Linked DNA regions of Mus musculus: region 2 is linked to region 1. The links are chromatin loops, found by intact Hi-C in ENCODE. Cell type or tissue: left cerebral cortex. All regions are shown on one strand.

The links. Peaks named below come from ENCODE experiments on the same cell type or tissue, not always from the same donor. Only the 100,000 strongest peaks of a DNase experiment are listed, where the experiment ranks them.
Region 2: it touches region 1 in a loop (3.0-fold over the local background); 1 of 42 quality-filtered maps calls a loop at or near these places.

The regions. Positions count from the first base shown.
Region 1 is chr13:110,016,551-110,021,550 of GRCm38, reverse strand. It overlaps Gm32881 (a long non-coding RNA gene), which reads right to left. Exons shown (of 5, transcript XR_382897.2): 2 at 4,441-4,505; 3 at 2,307-2,523; 4 at 336-408. Among named protein-coding and RNA genes, the nearest start is that of Gm32881, 13 kb to the right of the region's middle. In left cerebral cortex, a CTCF peak has its summit at 3,025 (motif pointing right); DNase peaks (open chromatin) are centred at 2,509, 3,007 and 4,488; H3K4me3 peaks cover 1,242 bases; H3K27ac peaks cover 219 bases.
Region 2 is chr13:109,820,086-109,825,085 of GRCm38, reverse strand. The region is part of intron 7 of Pde4d (phosphodiesterase 4D, cAMP specific); the gene reads right to left. Among named protein-coding and RNA genes, the nearest start is that of Mir1904, 81 kb to the left of the region's middle. In left cerebral cortex, no CTCF peak of the experiment used is centred here; DNase peaks (open chromatin) are centred at 1,181, 2,000 and 2,543; H3K4me3 peaks cover 1,556 bases; H3K27ac peaks cover 2,499 bases.

The DNA of each region.
Region 1 (5,000 bases):
AAAAGAAAGGAAGGAAGGAAAGAAAAAAGTAAGGAAAGAAGAAAGGAAGGAAAGAAGGAAAGGAAGGAAAGGAAGGAAAGGAAGGAAAGAAAGGAAAGGAAGGAAGGAAGGAAGGAAGGAAGGAAGGAAGGAAGGAAGAAATGGTGCCACTTAGGTCAATATGCCTGTTACCCTTCCGTCAACTCCCTGAATCCTCGACTTATTTCTCTGTCCTCCTGATATCTACCCTGAGATGACCAGGGGCTGGCCTACAGGGAATATAGTCTCTTTCTAAAGGATGTTTGCCAAACTCTGAACCAAAAAGAAGCAGGACAAAGGGGTTCCACCATCCTTACCACTTGCCTCAGAGTCATAGAATACTGTCATTTGTTCCAGGATGTCTGGGGTACGACTTCATCACGTCTTTAACTGTGAAAGGAAATAAAACTTGAGACATGTGATTCATGTAATTTATGTCAAATAGCCCAAGAGTTCTTTGTGAGCTTTGAAACCTGGGGCTGAGAACATAGCAGAACAGGCCAGGACATGCCCGGGCAGGCCCGACGTTACATGTCCTGACTGGCCTGGTGCCTCCCTATCTCCCACCCTTCTGACAGTCTGTTGATGTTTAAATGGACCAATCATGTGAAACCGCGCCAATTCCTCCCCCAGCCCCACCCCTTTTCTATAAAAACCCCTAGCTTCCAAGCCTCGGGGTCGAATCCACTGTCTCCTGCGGGAGATACATTTCGACCCTGAGCTCCGCCATTAAACTACCTCGTGTTCTTACATCAAGTTGGCCGTCTGTTCGTGATTCTTGGGTGCACGTCGAATCGGGAATTGAGTGGGGGTTTCCCCACTAGGTTCTTTCAACTGCACTTTTATAGAATTGGGTAAACTTGAGAATTAATTTTACTATGGCAATAGTTTTTTTTTTTTTCCCCAGCCAGGCCCTCCCACCAATTCATTTTCCTATATTGTTTTCACTACAAACTCTGGCCTCGATATTCAAGTACCTGCCGTTGCTTCGGGGTGGGGTGCTGTCAGGTGAATGATTCTCCCCGTGGCTGAAGGACTAGGGATAATTATGGGGAAATTCTGATTCCTCTCCTGAACTCAAGAGCATACAACCTGGGCATTCTCGGAAATGAGGTTAGCCCTGGTTCACACCATTGTCCTAAGACATTGTCTGGTGGGCTCTTCAAATCCTAGGAACGGAAGCAATGACAGAGAACAGGAGTCGAACACTTTGCTTTCCCAAGCAAAAGAGTGATCTGTGCACGCCTTGGGGCAGGCCAGCGGGTGGGAGCTCGCGCTCTGGCAGAAGCCAGGAGAGCTTCCGACTAGTTCCTCCAATCCCTACATTCTGTGTGTCCCTGACACTGCTGTGCTCATCCTTTCTACCTGAGAAATGGTGACAGCACCGTCGTCGTCCGAGCGATGTGGCACCCTTACAGTGCTTGTAGCAGTGAGTCAAGTGGCTGCCACTCAGTAAAGGCCGTGTGAGAACTGAGTACTGCCATGCCCCAGACCGAAATGAGGCCAGAGAAGTTACAAGCCTCACCAAAGACTGCAAATCCCAGGAGGGGCCACAAGGCGCCCTGAAGGCAAACACCCCTCTGTCCTACACAGCTCTGGCTCCAATATCCAGGGAGCCTGCTGAGGCTAAACCATACAAACAATAAGTTCTCAGCTTTGTCCTGCTTCCCACCCACTCTTGGCAGGTAAAGGTCACTTGACCTGTCTTCAGGTGGCAAACCCGAGGATATCTACAAATCCTCAGGGCCCCAGCCCCAGCACCCCACCCCACCCCCAACCCCAAGGGCCTTTCATTGTTACTGTGGTTTGAAATGTGGGCGGGAACATCTGCTCAGGACCTTCTCCTCTGGCTTTCAGCGCCCCACCCCTCGCTGTCAGCACTGCGGGTTCGCTCTCCTGCACACTCCCACAGTGCTGTCACAGAACCCCGAAGATATTAGCATCTTTACTCCTTTGCTCTGAAGGTGACTCCGTGGCGCCCTCCTTCCAGCCCCCTCCTCTGTCCACTCCTACTTGTTATTCTAACGAGGCACCCTTCTCTAGGAGGCCTCCAGCTGCCTGGCCTTGGTGGGTGGGGTTGACTCCTCTAACCTCCCTCCTCTTTCTCAGAGTCACTTCTTTTGTTTCCTCTCCCCGGCTCTTTGAGATTAATCTCGTCCCCACTGTGCTTCTCCGCAAGGGGGTAGACTCTGGTGACGTCTTCAACTCCCAGTGCCCCCGTGCATCCCGATCAAAGTTCAGACACCTCATCCCAGGGAGAAAAATGCCCACTTGATAGTTTCACTCACCCGTCAGATTAAGGACACAGACAGCTACTGGGACGCAAAATTGTCATTGTTCAGGTCTCAGATCCCAGGGAGCTGCCACCTCTGACGTTAGTGAGTGACCTTGAGCTGACCAAGAGAAATGCTGCTCTCTTCTAACCTTCTTGGCAGCCAGAGTCCCCCCAGGGGAGCTGTTGTCTCAAGGATGAGCAAGATCAAGACAGGAAAATCACATCACTGTCTGCGGAGAGGAAGAGTCTCGGGCTGTTTTATGTGGTTAGGAAGCAAGTTTTGGTTGTTGTTGTTTGTTGTTGTTGTTAAAGATTATTGCTTAACCGGGAGGAGGAGGAGGTTAGCCATAAGGAACCTTTATTTTCTGATACGACCCCACCCTAACTCCAGACAAAAGGAATGCAGATGAGCGAGAGGAACCGCCCCTCTGGCTACCTGCGCCCTGACTTTTCTATTCGCAATGGTGAATGCGCTCCCTGCTTTCTATCCCGAGCCACGCGATTTCTTTTGCCACATGACACTGTGCCCTAGAGTATGGTTTATTACTTCTCCCTCTGTGCCCACAGGGCTCACGGTTCCCTCTGGTTCTTTCCAAGCCTTTTGCTTCCTCTGGACCAGTGGAGTTCCCTCCTTCATCCACTCCCACAAGCAGGTTCCTTTTTCTACCCTTCACCGCTTTGCACACACAGCTGCCAGGGAACACCGCGATCAGCACTGAAGGTGAACGGAGTCGCCAGCAGATGGCACTCTACAGAATGCTCTGAACGTGGCAGAACCGAATGGTTTAAAAAAAAGTCACAGAAAAGCACCAAGGGTTCACTCAAACCAGCGATCTCCATATTATTTTTACTTCTTATACACAGCAATAGAGCATTTGGTCATATACAGACACATTTATTCACTTGCAACATCTCTATCTTAAATGTTAATATTACATAAACATGTCTAGATAAATCTCTTAACCCGTTTCCTAATAGTTTCTCCCTCACTAGAATCAATATTATAAACCTTCCAGAGAAATCACTGATTTAGAGTATCTCAGATTTCCTTTTACCAGAAGGAGTGCCCTTTTCTTAATTACAAGAAGGTTTTTAATTGATTGGTTGTGTGTGTGTGTGTGTGTGTTGTTTTTTGAGACACAAACTCACAAGCATGTATTGGATCAAATACTTAGCTGTAGGCAAAATAACCAACTCACACTGCTTTAAACAAGAAAGGAGTATGTGAAGCAGCTTGTAGAAGAGTTTATAAGCCCAGTAAGACAAGGGTGGATGTAGGTGCCAAGAAAACCAAAAGGCTGCTAAGGTTTAAATTATTGGTTCGATTGCAAGCTGTTCTGTATCAGTAATCCCCTGGGGACCAGGAACAAAGCCTGTCATCAATATAAAAGGTAAACAGGCTTCAGCCACCCAGAGAGCAAAGAAAGCCCAGCTCCCTGGAAGTAATCTCTGATTCATACAGGTCACTTCCTCCACAGTAGTGTGTGCCTGCATCCTGAACCAGGCTCCAAGGCACCTACCTCTCTAATTCCCTGCCTCTGCAGTGGAGAAGAAACAAGAGGCTGGAAGGGACACTGTGGAAACCAGTGTACAGTATCTGCAACATTAAAAAGTGTCTCTGTGAGGAAAAAGTTTGACGGGCAGGTGCTGTGAGCTCCACACGACATCCTAGGCTCTGAGTTTTATCACGAACTGGGAGCAGGAAGGGTGAAATAACAAACTGTATGAGGGCACAGTGCTGTGTTGCAAAGGAAATCGCCATGGCTTTGGAGAGCCATTCACCATTGCATTCACCATTGAGAACACAACAGGTAGGGCTTGGGTGATTCTATTACTAGTTGGGGAAAATGTCTCCAATTTTATGGGGACAGATTGGTAGAGCATTCTTCTCTTAACCACTGAGCCATTTTGCCAGCCTGGTACCTCCAGATGTTCTGTGGCTGGTCCCAAAACAAACAACAGCAGCTACATCATTAGAATCATTAGCGTCAACATCAGCAGAGAAAGCCGATGAGGTTAGAGCTGGGGTTCCCTTGGTGACTGGTTGGTTATACGTGTGTGTCGGGCCACAGAACATCAAAGTAGCAGTGACTGAAACACACTAAATGTCTGTTTCTTTTCCGCAAAATTCAAAATGAGATGCTTACTGTGTTCTTCACAGTTGTCAGGAGTAAGACTTCAATGCATGTCCCCAAACGTACAACTGTACCATCTGTTCCAAGAAAAAGGCAAGTGAGATATGCTTTTCCTTTAAAAAAATGTGTGTGTATGAGTAGTTTGCTTACGTTACATCTCTGAACCACTTGCACGCTTGGGGCCCTCAGAGGCCAGAAGTCGTCTCCAGATCTCCCAGAACTAGAGTTGCAGACGGTGGCGAACTACCATGTGGGTACTAGGAACAGAACCCAGGTCCTCTGGTAGAGCATTCTGCTCTTAACCATCGAGCCATCTCTCTAGTCTCTTTGAAGCATAACCCTGAAATTGCACACTTCACTTCTCAGACCTGTTTGGAAAGTCGCTCCTTGGCCACATCAAGCTGAAAGAAAAGCTATGACACATTGTTCTTGCTAACCATGTCTTCAGAACTACTGTTATTATGGGGAAGGGGAAGAAGGGTGTCGTAGATAACTGATGTCCTGTGCCACATGTAGTGTGGTATAATCAGATTGCAAGAGCAGGTCTTAGGGAGCTATTGCAATGGTGGGAC
Region 2 (5,000 bases), 200 kb after region 1:
GGGTGGTGCCTGAGCCAGGAAGGTGGCAAAGTCAAAAAGACCAGAGAAAGAATGCCACTGCTTTCTTCTAGAGGAGACTGTTTCATTGAGGGATAGCTGAGTGTCATAGACAGGAGCAGGAGGGCAGAATGCTAGGGTGACAGGCACAGATATCAGGATCAACCCAGGAAGGCAGGTCAGAAAGCTTGCAATGCAGCTTTGGTCAAGATTAAAGGGAGAAATGGTCTGAAGGGAATGGACATAGTAGTTAACACTTACGTTGTGCCTTCTATCCTTGTAGAAGGTAAGGAGTATTGTATAGAAGTTCTGGCTCTGCCCCCCTCACTTCATTGCCACAATATACAAGCACATCCTTTTATATGCTTATGACCCAGGTCTCTGATCTTCTGAGGCTCAGTCTAAGAGCAATGGTTCTCAACCTTCTTCATGCTGCGATCCTTTAATTTAGTTTCTCATGTTGTGGTGACCCCTCCCCCCCCCAAATTATGTTAGTTGCCACCTCATAACTATAGTCTTGTTATTGTTATGAATTGTAATGTAAATATGTTTTTTTCCAACGGTCTTAGGCAGCCCTATAAAAGGGTCCTTTGTCTCCTCAAAGGGGTCGTGACCCACAGTTGAGAACCACATGTCTATGCCTCTGTCACATACTAAAAGCTTTGGGATTATCTTTTTTTCATATTTTTAGGGGAAGAGGGAAGGAAAGAAAAAGGAGGAAGAGCAGAAGGAAAAGAAGGAAAGAGTCAGGGCAAAAGGAAAGGAGAGAAGAAAAACAATCCCACTATTAAGTGTACGTACTAGTAGGATTTTTTAAAAAGACAAAACAAAGCGAAAAACCAAAATAAAACAAAAACTAAACCAAATGACCCAAGTTCTAGATATATGATATCCTTTGATAACACACAGCCCAAATCCCTCTATGGGTACTTAGCTCTCTCTCTTTCTGCTCTCACAGGAAAGACAGGCTAGATGTACATGTTCCACACGCTGCTCTCTCTATTATGCATGTATAATGTATATTTTGGAGAGAGATGCTGTTTATCGCGTCTTCCTTTTCAAAAGGAACTCAGTCTTTGGATGAGGAGCGAGCTCCCTTCCCGCATGCGTGTGCCTGTTTCTCTGCTGCCAGTGCATCTGACAGGGAACTTTCACATGATGCAATTTATTAAACCCATGCTTTCTGCCAGATTCTGCTTTAGTGCAAATGCCCTTTTGTTTCCGAGGCTCACATTTCCCAGGCTCAGAAGGGATTCTTTCTGGTGTGACTGGGAGATACGGATCTGAAAAGCAGGTCAGCAAAAGATCCCATGGACTTGGGAAGCTGCCAATCAATGCTGTAAAATAAAGCATGTGGCCCGGGGCTGCTGATATCATCAAACCCATGCTATCTCCTTCTCTTAGTGCTAGGGGAGGTGAGGGTGGAGCCTGCCTACAATCGGTAGAGGCAAAGAAAAAGGATTAGGTTAAATGGGAAATTTCTAAGAGTCACATTTCGCCATTTAAAAAAAAAAAAAATGTTTTCAAAGTCTGCCTAACTCCAAGACCTTTTCCAGACTAGGTGGCCTTTGAATTCAGCGTGAGGTGATGTTCTTAGGACTGCCTCTGGAAGCTGACATCACACAGCCTAGCGCGGACCCTTTCCAAACCTTCAACTTTTGTCAGTTTTTTTCAGTCAGACACTCAAAAGCTCTGAATAGTGTGTGTGTGTGTGTGTGTGTCTGTGTGTGTGTGTGTCTGTGTGTGTGTGTGTGTGTCTGTGTGTGTGTGTGTGTCTGTGTGTGTGTGTGTGTGTGTGTGTGTCTGTGTGTGTGTGTCTGTGTGTGTCTGTGTGTGTGTGTGTGTGTGTGTGTGTGTGTGGTGGAAAGTGTGGGGAGGAGAGGTTTACTTTGCAGTAGCTCTTTTGAAGTGTTTAATTCCTCTCTTGTAATCTGTGTGTGGACACACAGTGTAAGCTATCAGTTTGGGTTCAGCAATTCTGTTCTCATTGGCTGATGTTTTCCCCTGTGGCTCGGGGCTTCTGTCCAGCAGCTGGGTGGCAAAGTTTGTTTTATCTGGATTCAGAAATGTTAACAAATTAAAATCATATTCTCTCTCTGTTTTCTCTGTCTCTCTCCCTCCCTCTCTCCCTCTTTCTCTCTCCCTCTTCCTCCCTTAGTCCCTCCTTATCTCTCCTTAATGCTCTCATTTAGGTTGAAGGAGCCCCTGCAGCTGTGTGTGTGTGTGTGTGTGTGTGTGTGTGTGTGTGTGTGTGTGTGTGTGTGCATGCTCAGGGGAGCACTGTGTGTCTGCTTTTCTTCTTCTTTTTGAAAATACAGGAAATGCACAAAAGAAAGACAGTTCGGTTGGAGCCACTGCTTCCCCTCAGCGCCTTTCCCTCCCCGCCCCCACTCCCCAGCACCGGCTTTTAATTTTCAAAAGCACTGCAATTGCTTGGTGTGGTTTCAAGAGCTGGGGTGCCATTCTCCCTGATGATGACTCTGCTGACGTCAATGGCATTCTTATCGTGCCGAGTGCGACATCAGAAACCAGCCCTCAGAGGCTCCTCTTATTCACAGCGTCTGGGCTCTCAGCAAAACGCGGACCGGATTTCAGCAAGGCAAGGCTCCTTCGTTCCAGCAAGCCAGAGTTGTGCTCTGCAAAGCAGCCGCCTTAGTCTGTGGCTTGTCAGTTAGGATCCTGTCCTCTAGTGTCCTCTCCTTCAAGGACCCAAAGGGGACAAGATTGCTGAGTAGAATGTAGACCTCCCTCAGCTTGCAGATCCGTGTTCCGTGCTTCTGATCCCAGGATGGAAGCCAGCCAACCCTGCTCCTGGTCTGTCTTTAGGGTTCACTAAAGCTTTTGATAGAAGATTATTTTCTTATACTGTGTTGCAGGCTCAGTCCTTGAAGTGATCTTGGTTTTTACTCTCTGAATCAGAACCATATTGACTTCATACTGCAGTGAACACCTTTTCCTTCCTTTTCATAAACATTTTGTTTAAGAAATAAGATTGTGGGGATGAAGAAAATAACCATAGCTCAGTATAAAACGGTATCACTGTGAACTGAACATTTTACTGTCAGTGTAACTGTTGGAGAAATCTCACTGACGTGCTCAACTTTCAAGGGACGCACTAGGTTCTAAGTTCAAGTTCGTTATTCATTTCCTCCCCGGGAGCTGCGGACTGCTATTATGCTGCTAAAGAAACAGCCTCTGTTTGCAGTCAAGTTTATTAGGGTTCAACTCTACCTTCAGATTTCAGATTTGGCTATAGCTCAACTGGAAGGCTGTAAAGACCCAAGGACACTTAGCATGGCAGGATGGTGAACACCTAATCTAAGCAGGCATTGCCTGTCTGACATCAATACAGATGAATCAAATGTTGGTACAATCACTTCTCTAAGATTGCCAAACTGCCTATAACCAACTTAGTAGGAGCAACTGTTCAGAAGAAACTCTGTTTAACACCTCAAGGTAGAGCTATTAGTTCTGTGTAGAAATATTTAGAATCCTGACACTGAAGGATGCCAGCCTGTACTTCACTCAACCCTTCTGCATTCATATGAGGTACTGAAGCCCAAAGACGGTTGTATGGTGTATTCAAGATCACACAGTCATTACCCCCACAAGACTGATAAAAAACTAATGCTCACACTGTCATGGTATTCCAGTGCTGATCTTTTAAAATAAAATAAATGTTATTTTTAAGCTTGTTTTCTTTCTTTCCTTCTGTATTTCGTGTGTGTGTGTGTTGTGTGTGTGTGATGAAGGTGGGGGAGACAGTTGGTAAACTGACTGTGGGCTAGAGGATCTGAGTTAAATCTGCAAAAGCCATGTTAAAATTCAAGGTGTGGTAGCATCTGTTTGTGCTTGCAATCCTAGCTTAGGGGAGATAAAGACAGGAAGGTACTTGGGGCTCCACGGCTAGCCAGTCTCCCTTTGTTGATGAACTCCAGACCAAAAGGAGACACTGCCCCCAAAGGAATTGGATGGTTTTTCTGAGAAGGACACCTGAGATTGTTGTCTGGTGTCCACATACATCCACAGGCACACACATGCACACAGACACACACATGCATGCAGACCACGTATCTTAAAAGGATAAGAGGCAGGGCTGGATGTGTTGCTGATAATAGCACTCAGGAAGTTAGGTAGGAAGATGCTAGTCTAGCCTACACAGTGTGACTGTCTCAAAAACAAACAAACAAACAAAACAAAACAGAAGTAATAATCGATTTGATGAGTTCTGGAAAGAAATGGTAAGTTTTCCTGGATTCTAAAATACATGAAAAAGAAAGAGAGAGAGAAAAAAAAGAAAAGAAAAGAAAAGAAAAGAAAAGAAAAGAAAAGAAAAGAAAAGAAAAGAAAAGAAAAGAAAAGAAAAGAAAAGAAAAGAAAAGAAAATCCATGGGCAGCTCAGACCCAGTGTCTGCTCGTGTACTAGCCAGCCCCTACTGCTACGGACTAAATACTATGATTGACTTGTTCCCTAATTCATGTCATTGCTTGACTGGTGACCTGTATTTGTACTGCTTTGCCCAAAACTTTTGCCTCTTCCTTGGAGGGCTGTGGCTACCTCCATGAATCTCCCCCTGATGCTTTTTGCTCTTGGCACATGTATCTTATTCTGGTTCAGAATGGAGAGATGTGGCAGGGCTGAAAAATGCTGGCTTTAGGGGCAGGCGGACCTTAGATGGAGACTTGCTTGAACTCACTTGCTACTGTGTCATTTCAGAATCTTTCTTAATTCTGTGAGCCACCGTTTTCTGATCTCTTAAGTAGAAATGAAGGCTTCTGCGTTGTGGGTTATTTAAAGAGTTAGAGAGGATGTTTACTGAGGTCTGTCACAAGGTGTGGCACACAAGAGAAACCCAATACAGAATAATGGCTTGGATGAAGGCTTTGTTGTTTGTTTGGAAAAGGAGAAGGAAAGGAATAGGTGATATTTTCTCCCTGGCACTAAGAGTCAGCTCTTCCGTGCCACTGAAATTAGAGAACACTGTTCCTTTAAGACTTTTTAT